Linked DNA regions of Homo sapiens: region 2 is linked to region 1. The links are chromatin loops, found by intact Hi-C in ENCODE. Cell type or tissue: MCF 10A. All regions are shown on one strand.

Region 1 (5,000 bases):
TTTTAGAATATGTCAATGTTTTCTTTATTGTCTCAATTTTTAAGGTCAATTTTTAAGACTGGACTGTGGGCACTAGAAAAACAGCTTTTTCTCTATTTTCAGAGTATGTAATTTTAAATATAACAAATTAATTATATTATTTAGTTCCTTTGAAGGTTTGCTTTTTTTTGTCATTGATCATCATCGACTGGGAAAGTGAATTAAAGTTCAAACTAAGTATGCGTTTCTTTTTCTCTTTGTGTCTTTTGAAGTCTTTTAAATTAATAAATGCTGAATCTATGTTATTTGGAGGATATACGTTCACAATCATAATTGCATATTGTAAATGCTCACTTTAGCATAATGAAGTTCTCTTCCTTGTCTTAATTTTGTGACATAAATTCTACCTTCTCCAATATTAATATTATGGCAACCTTTTTGGCACATGTATCTGGTATACATTTCCTGTCCATTTACTTATGTCTTAATATATTTTTAAATGTTGAAATAGTTATAGATTCATATATACACAGAAATGTGCAAGTGATTCACTGAACCTTTCACTCAGCCTTCTCCAATGGTAACATCTCACATAAGTGTAGCATAATATAAAACCAGGAAAAATCCACAGAGCTTACTCAGGTTTTGTCAATTATATATGCATTCATTACTGTGAGCATGCACGCAGGTTTACCTAATTTTATCATGTGTATAGATTCGTGTATGGACCATCACAATCAAGATAAAAAATGCACAAGCACCATAGAGCTTCTTTGTACTACTTTTTTATTCCCCCCATCTTCACACTATCTTTAACCTCTAGTAGCTAACTTATCTGTTCTCCACCTCTATAATTTTGTTTTGAGAATGTTATCATTAAAATCATACAGTATGTAAATTTGAGATCAGCTACTTTCACTCACTTGAGGTTTATTCAGCTACTTTCACTAACTTGAGGTTTATTCAGTTGTTATAAACGAGGTTTATACAAGTTGTTGAATATAAAAGGAGTTTGTTCCCTTTTATTGCTGACTTGTACCTCATGATGTGAATGTGCCATTTTGTTTAACCATTCACAAACTGAAGAACATTTGAGTAGTTTCCAGATTTCGGCTGTTATGAATAAAGTTGCTGCTATGGTTTGAATGTGCCCTTCAAAGTTCGTGTGTTGGTAACTTCATCTCCAATGCAACAGTATTGAGAGTGGGAACTTTAAGAGGTGATTAGATGGCTGGGCGCAGTGGCTCATGCCTGTAATCCCAGCACTTTGGGATGCTGAGGCAGGTGGATCACGAGATCAGAAGACCGAGACCATCCTGGCCAACATGGTGAAACCCCGTCTCTACTAAAATACAAAAAATTAGCCAGGTGTGGTTGTGCACACCTGTAGTCCCGGCTACTCGGGAGGCTGAGGCAGGGGAATCACTTGAATCCAGGAGGCAGAGGTTGCAGTGAGCCAAGATTATGCCACTGCACTCCAGCCTGGCAACAGAGCAAGACTCCGTCTCAAAAGAAAAAAAAAAAAGAGGTTATTAGGTATTGAGGGCTCTGCCCTCATTAATGTCATTATCATGAGTGTGGGTATGTTATCTTGAGAGTGAGTTTCTTATAAAAACGAGTTCAGTTCCATCTTGCTCTCTCTTTTTCTTCCTTTCTCTTTCTCTTCCTCTCGCTCTTCATGCACATGAGTGAACACTCTCTTGCCTTTCCACCTTCCACCATGGGATGATGCTGCAAGAAGACCCTCCCAGATGCCAGCTCCTCAGTGTTAGATTTCCCAGCCTCCAGAATCATGAGAAATAAATTTCTGTTTATTAGAAATTACCCCGTCTGTGATACTCTGTTACAGCAGCATAAAATAAACTAAGACAAAAAATTGGCATAGATAAGTGGGGCTGTTGCTATAACAAATACCTGAAAATGTGAAAGTGGCTTTGAAACTGAGTAATTGGTAGAAGCTGGAAGAATTTTGAGGAGCAAGCTATAAAATGCCTAGATTGCCATACATGGAGCATTAAGGGTGATTCTGGTGATGACTCAGAAGGAGAACAAGAGGTGTAAGGAGGGCCGGAATCTTCTTAGGCATTACTAAGTGTTCATGACCAGAATGTTTGTGGAAAAATGGACAGTAAAGGCCATTTGCGTGAATTCTTAAATGGAAATGAGGGACAAGATATTGGAAATTGGAACAAAGCCATCCACGTTATAAAGTAGAAAAGAACTTAGCTTAATTGTGTTCAGGTTTGAGGGCTTTGTGTCAGGCAGAACTTAAGAGCAATGAAGTAGAATATCTGCTGAAAGAAATTTCTAAACAAAATATTGAAGGAGCTGTGTGGCTTCTTTTAACTGCTTATGATAAAATGAGAAAGGAGAGTAATGCTTAAAGATGGAATTTATAATTTAAAGGAAACCAGAACGTAAAGTTTGCAGCCTAGCCATACAAAGAACAAAAAAAGAGTGTGGCCAAGCAACCCTTTGATAAAGGAATTAGTATAAACAGAAAGAAGACAAGGTAGTTTTGTACCTTAGTAATATGTACAAAGGAATATGTACCTTATCTGCTAGTATCAATGTTTAACCACTTAAAAGTGAAGGATAGAAACCTTGCTTCTGCTTAGCTCCCTTTGATCTCTCCAATTTTTTTGTTGTGGCAAAATACAAATAACATAAAATTTACCATTGTTATCAATTAGTGCATTCACAGTATTGTGCAACCATTACCACAACCTAGTTCTAGCACACTTTCATCACCCCCAAAGGAAACTCTGTACCCATTAAGCAGTCACTCTTCATTCTTCCTCTTCCTAGTCCCCAGAAATCACTAATCTACTTTCTGTCTCTATGGATTTGCCTATGCTAGATATCTCTATAAATGGAATCACATAATTTTATGTCTATTATAGTGTAATATTTTCAAGGTTTATTCATGAGTCGCCTCAGCACTCCCTTCTTTTTTATGGCTGAATCATATTCTAGTTCAACTGCTTTGTGAAAGAGAAGCTTCAGCTGCTGAGTCATTATATATTTGTGTCCATTTAGGGATGGGACTATGATGAAGTCAATGAGTCAAGTGAGGCATTTATTTCCAGCCCTAAATGTAAAAGGGTGCCAAAAAACTCAGTAACCATGATAAATAATACCTTAATATAACATTAAAGAATTCATTCAAAAGACATCTGCTGAACAAAATATCACAATTTTAAATAAAGACAGGATCAATATACTGATGTTTCCTTTTGACTTTGTTTCTAGAATGCTTGGCACATCACTTTTATTGGGGCTACATTTACTGAAAATTTTGAAATTTTGTTCATCATGCATTTTTACATTAATTTTGATTTTAAAAAATATGATATTAAGAACAGTATTTATCTTGATAGCTGAGCTTTTTGGTGCCACCTTAAATTTGGCATGAGAGGAGACCGTCTCATTTGCCTTGTCTTAATCCTGGTCCCTTGTCTATTTGTCCCTGCAAACTAGCTTGCCCTTATATATGCTAATAAAACAAAATAGGATACCAGAAGGAAGAAACAAAGAACAAGATAAGATGATTTCTGAAATGAAATTAAACTGAATTAAAAATTTAGTGAAAGTCTTGAAAAATAAAGTCCAATCTTCAAGAAAATATAACAAAGGCAATGATATAAAAATATGAGAGAAAATATTTTTTAAAAAATTAGGAAAATACATTAGGAAATCTAATATCAGACTATTAGAAATTCCAGAAGAACAAAATGAAATACCCAATGAAGCAGAAGTATTTATTAAATAAGTTATATCAAAAAATTTATAAGACCTCAAAGACGCATTCCCCTCCTAGAAAGGCCCAACAAATATCTATCTTAATAAATAATAAAAGATTCAAACTTAGTGATATCATTGTGAAACTTCAAAGCACCAACAATAAAAATATATCAAGGGGGAAAAGGCAAAACACATTACAAACAAAGGAATGAGCATCAGAATGTCCTCAGGTTATTGAAAGGACACGTTAGGAACAGCCAGGGCATCGCTTGTTTGCCCTCCAAGATACTCTGCCCCATGCTGGATACGTGCTGTGACTCATTGTGAATGAATGAATTATGTCTGACAATAAAAATACAATAAAGTTAAATGACACTTGTGGATAAGGTTACAGGGATAAATCTGAACCAGATAGTCTCCAACTAAAATTGCAATTGAGATTCTGAAATACTCAGATCAGGTGGGAGGTGAGTCCTATCCTTAGAATGCTGTGTGAACAGGACTCTCCCTTTGTCCACGTGGTTTCTTTCACAATTATACACAGTATAAGCTCACAGGAGCTGGGACCTGTTCTATGTGTTCATTAAGGCATATGTAGCAATGATTACATGGCAACAATTAGTCTTTTGTAGTAACTTATTAAATGAATATGTGAATGAGCATTTTATCTTAAAGGCTCATCACTCATTGTCCTATAAGGAAGGCAGGTACCATGTAAACAAACTGTTCATAGGTAAGCTGGAAGTGAGGAGAATCCTGGCGTGGCATGAATCAGAACTGGCACAGATCACAGAGGGATCGAATCTTTTCAAGTGCATGTTGAGAATTTGGATGTTTTTCTTTGGCCCAATTCGTGGTACACTTTTGGTTTTAATTAATAACATACTTTAATAAAGTATTTGGGAGCACAGAACAATTTAATAACCCCCCAAAATGCTTGCTATGAGGGCTCATTTCTAACACAGGCCCCTTTATTAGTTTTAGGTTTACTTGTATGTCTTCCAACAGTTTAAAATAACTGTTTCCAAGAAAAGTCAACACATCTATTTTCAGGATTTGAAGAAAATATATTTTTGGCATTTATATAGTTTCTGTCTCATTTTGGTGAGTTTCTGGAATATATTTTTGTCTGCTTATTTCTAATGCCTGTAATGAACTGAATCTCTCCTTTCATATGTATGTGCCCAGTTCAGTGTTATGAACCCTGGAAGGTCTCAACTAAATGCTTTTCAATCAACTCACTGCCATTTCCATTCCTGGTTTCATTTGGAGTAAGA
Region 2 (5,000 bases), 400 kb before region 1:
TGGCCAGCATCTACTGTATTAACCATACTTCCCCTTTCTGTAAACTAGATGCTTTCACATCTGCCCTGCATTCCTATGTGGTACACACCTTGTTCTGGACAACCCACTAATATGCCTGAGTCACCCTGCCTGGGCCTCCTGCCTCCCTTGTTGCCTCCTCCAGGGAGTGTGCTTTTAAAACACAAACTGGCCAATCTGGAATCCACACCTCCATCTACCTCCCTTATTGGGTTTTCACACTCAAAACAGGAGGCGAGAGCTGGCACAGGTAAACAATTTAGAGGTGGAGGGAATATTAGAACCAAATGTTTCTCTTTCCTCTGTGAATCAAGGGGCTAGTGGGGGCTGGAGGTGTAAGACAGCAATGCAGGACATGCTGAGGGCCCCATGAAGAGGGGAACACACAGCACACAGGCAAAGGAGCATGTGCCGAGTTGCATTTTGCCCTCATGGAGCTGACAGTCTGGCTGGGAGGCAGGCAGGCTCACCCCCAGCTATGAGAACAAAGCAGAATGCAGAATGTGCTCCAACAACTAACTGTGAGCATCGCTGTGGGGGACCAGGAGAAGTTTCCCAGAGGACATGGACTTTGAGTTGTCTTAATGGATGTAGGGAGGCCAACAGACTGAGAAAAAAAGAGGACCGATCCTTTGGTTGCAAATATGGCAAGCAGAAACGTCAACCCCCCTCAGCAGAAAAATAAAAGCAAATCCAAGGGATGCTGGTAGAGGGTGAGGATGGATTTAAAACGGTGCCTGCTGCTTTTTCTCCATCTTGGAGCGTGGAGAGCCTCGGCAGCTTCTGAACAGCGATGAGCGTGTTTCTAATTATCACATCAAGCCTTTGATCTGCTTTAATTGTTTGTTTCCCCCTGCAAACGCAAATTTGACTCACTGGTGCTGTGTTTAGCCAGCTGCTCCTCTTGGAGGTGCTCGGCATTGGGCCATGCCTATTTCCCAAATGAGACACAAATGCCCTGGCTTCCGTTCGGCCCTGCACATATTGAGCTCCTACTATGCGCTTGGTGATGGGGAGTGCAGAAACTAATAGAGTCTCTGTCTGAGGTTGCCTTGAATGGTTCTGAGTCTCACTCTCTTTCCACCCTGCCCCACTCCCAGCCCCCAGGAGATTCTGGAAGAAGACAGAAGACAGTAGGATAAAATTCTGATCAAATCAGAATCCGATATACAGAAATATGAACATCTTGCAGGTGGGTCAAAACTGGAGACTGCCAATTTTTAAAATAAGCTTTCTAGGTAGGTCTCGTGGGATTTACAGTTTCAGCTCTGCGTTTGAAGCTTCTGCATCTCTATTGTAAAACCTTCAGCAATCATCAGATGAAGATGTATGTGGTTCACCTGATTGGCTTACTAAAGCAGGAGACAGTCAAGCCAAAAGAAAACGGTCTTAAAATACAGGCTTGTGAATTGTAGAACTGAAAGAGGCTTTATTCAGGTATATTCTACATATCATATACTTCATCCATTTCAAGTGTATAGTTCAATGATTTTTTTTCTTTTTTTTCTTTTTTTTTTTTTGAGATGGAGTTTCACTCTTGTTGCCCAGGCTGGAGTGCAATGGTGTGATCTCGGCTCACTGCAACCTTTGCCTCCTGGGTTCAAGCGATTCTCCTGCCTCAGCCTCCGAAGTAGCTGGGATTACAGGTGCCTGCCACCACACCCAGCTAATTTTGTATTTTTAGCAGAGACAGGGTTTCACCATGTTGGCCAGGCTGGTCTCGAACTCCTGACCTCAGGTGATCCACTCGCCTCTGCCTCCCAAAGTGTTGGGATTACAGGTGTGAGCCATCTTACCTGGCCTAAATGCCTTTTCTTAAAAAGTGAAATCCAGTTCTGGTTTTTTTGTTTTGTTTTGTTTTTTTGAGACAGAGTCTCGCTCTGTCGTCAGGCTGGAGTGCAGTGGCACTGTATCAGCTCACTGCAACCTCCGCCTGCTGGGTTCAAGCCGTTCTCTTGCCTCAGCCTCCTAAGTAGCTGGGACTACAGGCACATGCCACCATGCCTGGCTAATTTTTTGTATTTTTAGTACAGACAGGGTTTCACCATGTTGGCCAGGCTGGTATTGAACTCCTGACCTCTTGATCTGCCTGCCTCAGGCTCCCAAAGTACTGGGATTACAGGCATGAGCCACGGCGCCTGGCCCGAGCCTTAGTTTTTAAAGAAACTCAACTGAGCCCTGGAGGCAGAGTATGACTAATTGAGGTTGTTTCCGAATGTCAGGTGCTTGATTCCTGGGTGTCTATTCAGTCTGGATCTTTAGTTGGCAAGTGATGAAAACCCAGCTTGGCTAAACCTCAATAAAAGAACCACAATAAAGAAGGGAGTTTATTGGCTTACATAATGAAATGCCCATGGGGTAAGTCTAGCTTCAGGTGTGGCTTGATCCAGAGGCTCAAGGGATATTGTTAGTTCTTGGTTTCTTCCCAACTTGTGTGTTAATTCAAAGGCTCTATATGCTGGTGAGATGGCTGGAACCCCTCTTCTTGGGTTCAAGTTCAGGTTCAAGTTCATTTGCCAAATGTCTCTTTCACATCTGTGTTTATGTGTGTGTTGTGATTGTGTGTTTTGTGCATATGTGTAAGAATATATGTTTGTGTATGAGTTTGTGACTGCGTGTTTGTGTCATATGTATTTATGAGTGGGTGTGTGATTGTGTATGAGTTTGTGACTTAGTATGTTAATGTGTGGGTTTTGTGTTTGTGTGTTGCGTGTGTTTATGCGGTATGAGTGTATGTTTATAACTGTGTGTGTTGTATGCATATGTGTGTGTGTTTGTGTGTGTGTGTGTGGCAGGGAAGGCATCTATGGCATAGAAATGATGCTGGGAAGCTCTGGCTGAGTCTTTGAATGCCATGGTGCTGTAGACTGAATTTCAAGTGACCCGTAGGAATTTTTAAACAGGGTGACCAGGTCATTTACGTAATTCAGAGCTCACCGCTGAGCAGTGTGGGAGGCTGATGGGAGCAGGCAGGGGCTGCAGGGAGGCCCGAGAGGAGAGAGGGTCATGGAGTTTTAGCCTTGGCCTCTCAGCAGGGAGGCAGCTGCAGTCTTGGAAACAGTGACTAGAGGGGGTGGGGCCTTGAGTCCTAAGGCTGGCGTTCAGGTTCCAGCCTGTCCCATACAGCAGGAAGGATGAGCCATACAGCGGGGAGGGCAGCAGAAGCCCTGGAAGGCCATGAGGCTGCTCACCACTCTGGCAAGGCTCTCCTGCCGCCATGACCTGCTGGAAGGATGACTGGGCAGGGCGGCAGTCTGTGGACTGATACTGCTCTGAAGAGTAAGTGGTACTCTTGGCCTGGACCTACTGATTGGTGACTGGGGCCTAACCCTGCCTACTCCAGTGGTTTCTGGAAGTTTCCATAAATGACTTTTAGGATGCCGTGGGAATAATATTTATTTTGCTACTTCCTTATGGAAACCAAATGCACATACATGTATTCATTAGCCACATGTAAGATTGGCTCCATGGCAGACAGATGACTACCCCTTAGAGTCCCAATTCTTGGAGTATGTTGCAAAGAAACCTGATGCCCACGGATGAATTAGTTCAGATAATCAGCGACTTTTTTTCAGATTATTTAAAACTTTCTTTTCTTTGGAAGGATGACTGAGAGTGAATTTGTAGGGAATTATACATGGTTAGTGGGTAGAGCAGTAAGGAGGAGAACTGACATACAAATAAATCAGATTAAAAATTGGTTTCTGATGTCTGGGAGCCTGCCAGCTTTGACTCCCCAATGGCGAATTGACTCCAACTAAAAAGATCCTTTAGATCCTTCTGTCTCAACCCTTTTCTCATATCATATATCCCATAATACAGCCAGACATAAGAGAATCGAGTCCAAATCCCTTATTGTTGCAGATGGGAAAACTGAGACCTATGCAGGTCACATGCCTCTGAAGCTTACACAGTGTTTATGGCAAAGCAAAGGCTTGAACCTGGTGGTTAGCTACTGAGTCCCAGTATTTAAACATTTTTATTTCATTGCCTCCTTATGCAAACCAGGTGCACACAGATATGTTTATGGGGCATATATAAATTTGGCTCTGTAGATGAAGGCTGATTTTGGTTTGAGGTAAGAAAGAAAGCAGGAATATAGGATTGTCCTGCCAATTTTTGTATTTCAAAATAAGTAAATCTAAGTTCAATTTACAAGTATGCCTTCTTATTCTTTATTACCTTGACAATGGAATAGAAAGGGGAAGAAATTTATATGAAGATACATGGGGGTAAATTGAGTGAGATAGGATAAAAGGGAGAAAATAGGTCTATTCCCAAGGGGTTCTGTGAGCGAATGAGACTTCCTTTGCTGCGTGTGTGATCATTGTTCATTTGTTCAAAGCCCTCATTCATCCTATGCTCCAGTCACCATAGTAAGGGCCTCATATGTATCTTTTAACCATGTGAGGTTGGGGTTATTATCCTATTTTAAAAAAAGACAACTGGGCCGGGTGTGGTGGTTCACACCTGTAATCCCAGCCCTTTGAGAGGCTGAGGCAGGTGGATCGCTTGAGCCCAACCTGGGCAACATGGCAAAACCCCATCTCTACAAAAAATACAAAAATTAGCCAGGCGTGGTGGTGCGTGCCTCCCAGCTACTTGGGAGGCTGAGGCAGGAGGACTGCTTGAGCCCAGGAGGTGTATGCTGCAGTGAGCCATGATCACGCCACTGCACTCCAGCCTGGGCAACAGAGGGAGACTCTGTCTCAAAAAATAACCAAAAAAATAAAAATAAAATAAAATAAAATAAAAAAGAAAACTAAGGCTCAGAGGATTTCAGTAATTTGCTCGAGGCCACAAAGCTGGCAAGTAATAGATTCATTCTTGGAACTTATCATGTTGAAAGTCTTATGAATTAGAACTCTGCAAGCTTCTTTCCTTAAGGACAGGGCTACACATTGGTCAACTGAGAAGGAAAAGCATCTGTCCATTTCTATGCTTGGGGTAGGATCCACATTTCTTTCCTGCAGATGGGTGAG

What was found. Hi-C counts contacts between places; a loop is a spot of excess contacts. Peaks named below come from ENCODE experiments on the same cell type or tissue, not always from the same donor. Only the 100,000 strongest peaks of a DNase experiment are listed, where the experiment ranks them.
Region 2: a loop joins it to region 1, with 4 times the contacts of the local background. A loop is called at or near these places in 1 of 110 quality-filtered maps.

Annotation. Positions count from the first base shown.
Region 1 is chr9:85,117,180-85,122,179 of GRCh38, reverse strand. The region is part of intron 1 of LOC107987088 (a long non-coding RNA gene); the gene reads left to right. Among named protein-coding and RNA genes, the nearest start is that of NTRK2, 450 kb to the right of the region's middle. In MCF 10A, no CTCF peak of the experiment used is centred here; a DNase peak (open chromatin) is centred at 2,989.
Region 2 is chr9:85,512,540-85,517,539 of GRCh38, reverse strand. No RefSeq gene overlaps it. Among named protein-coding and RNA genes, the nearest start is that of AGTPBP1, 230 kb to the left of the region's middle. In MCF 10A, no CTCF peak of the experiment used is centred here; DNase peaks (open chromatin) are centred at 109, 2,309 and 3,129.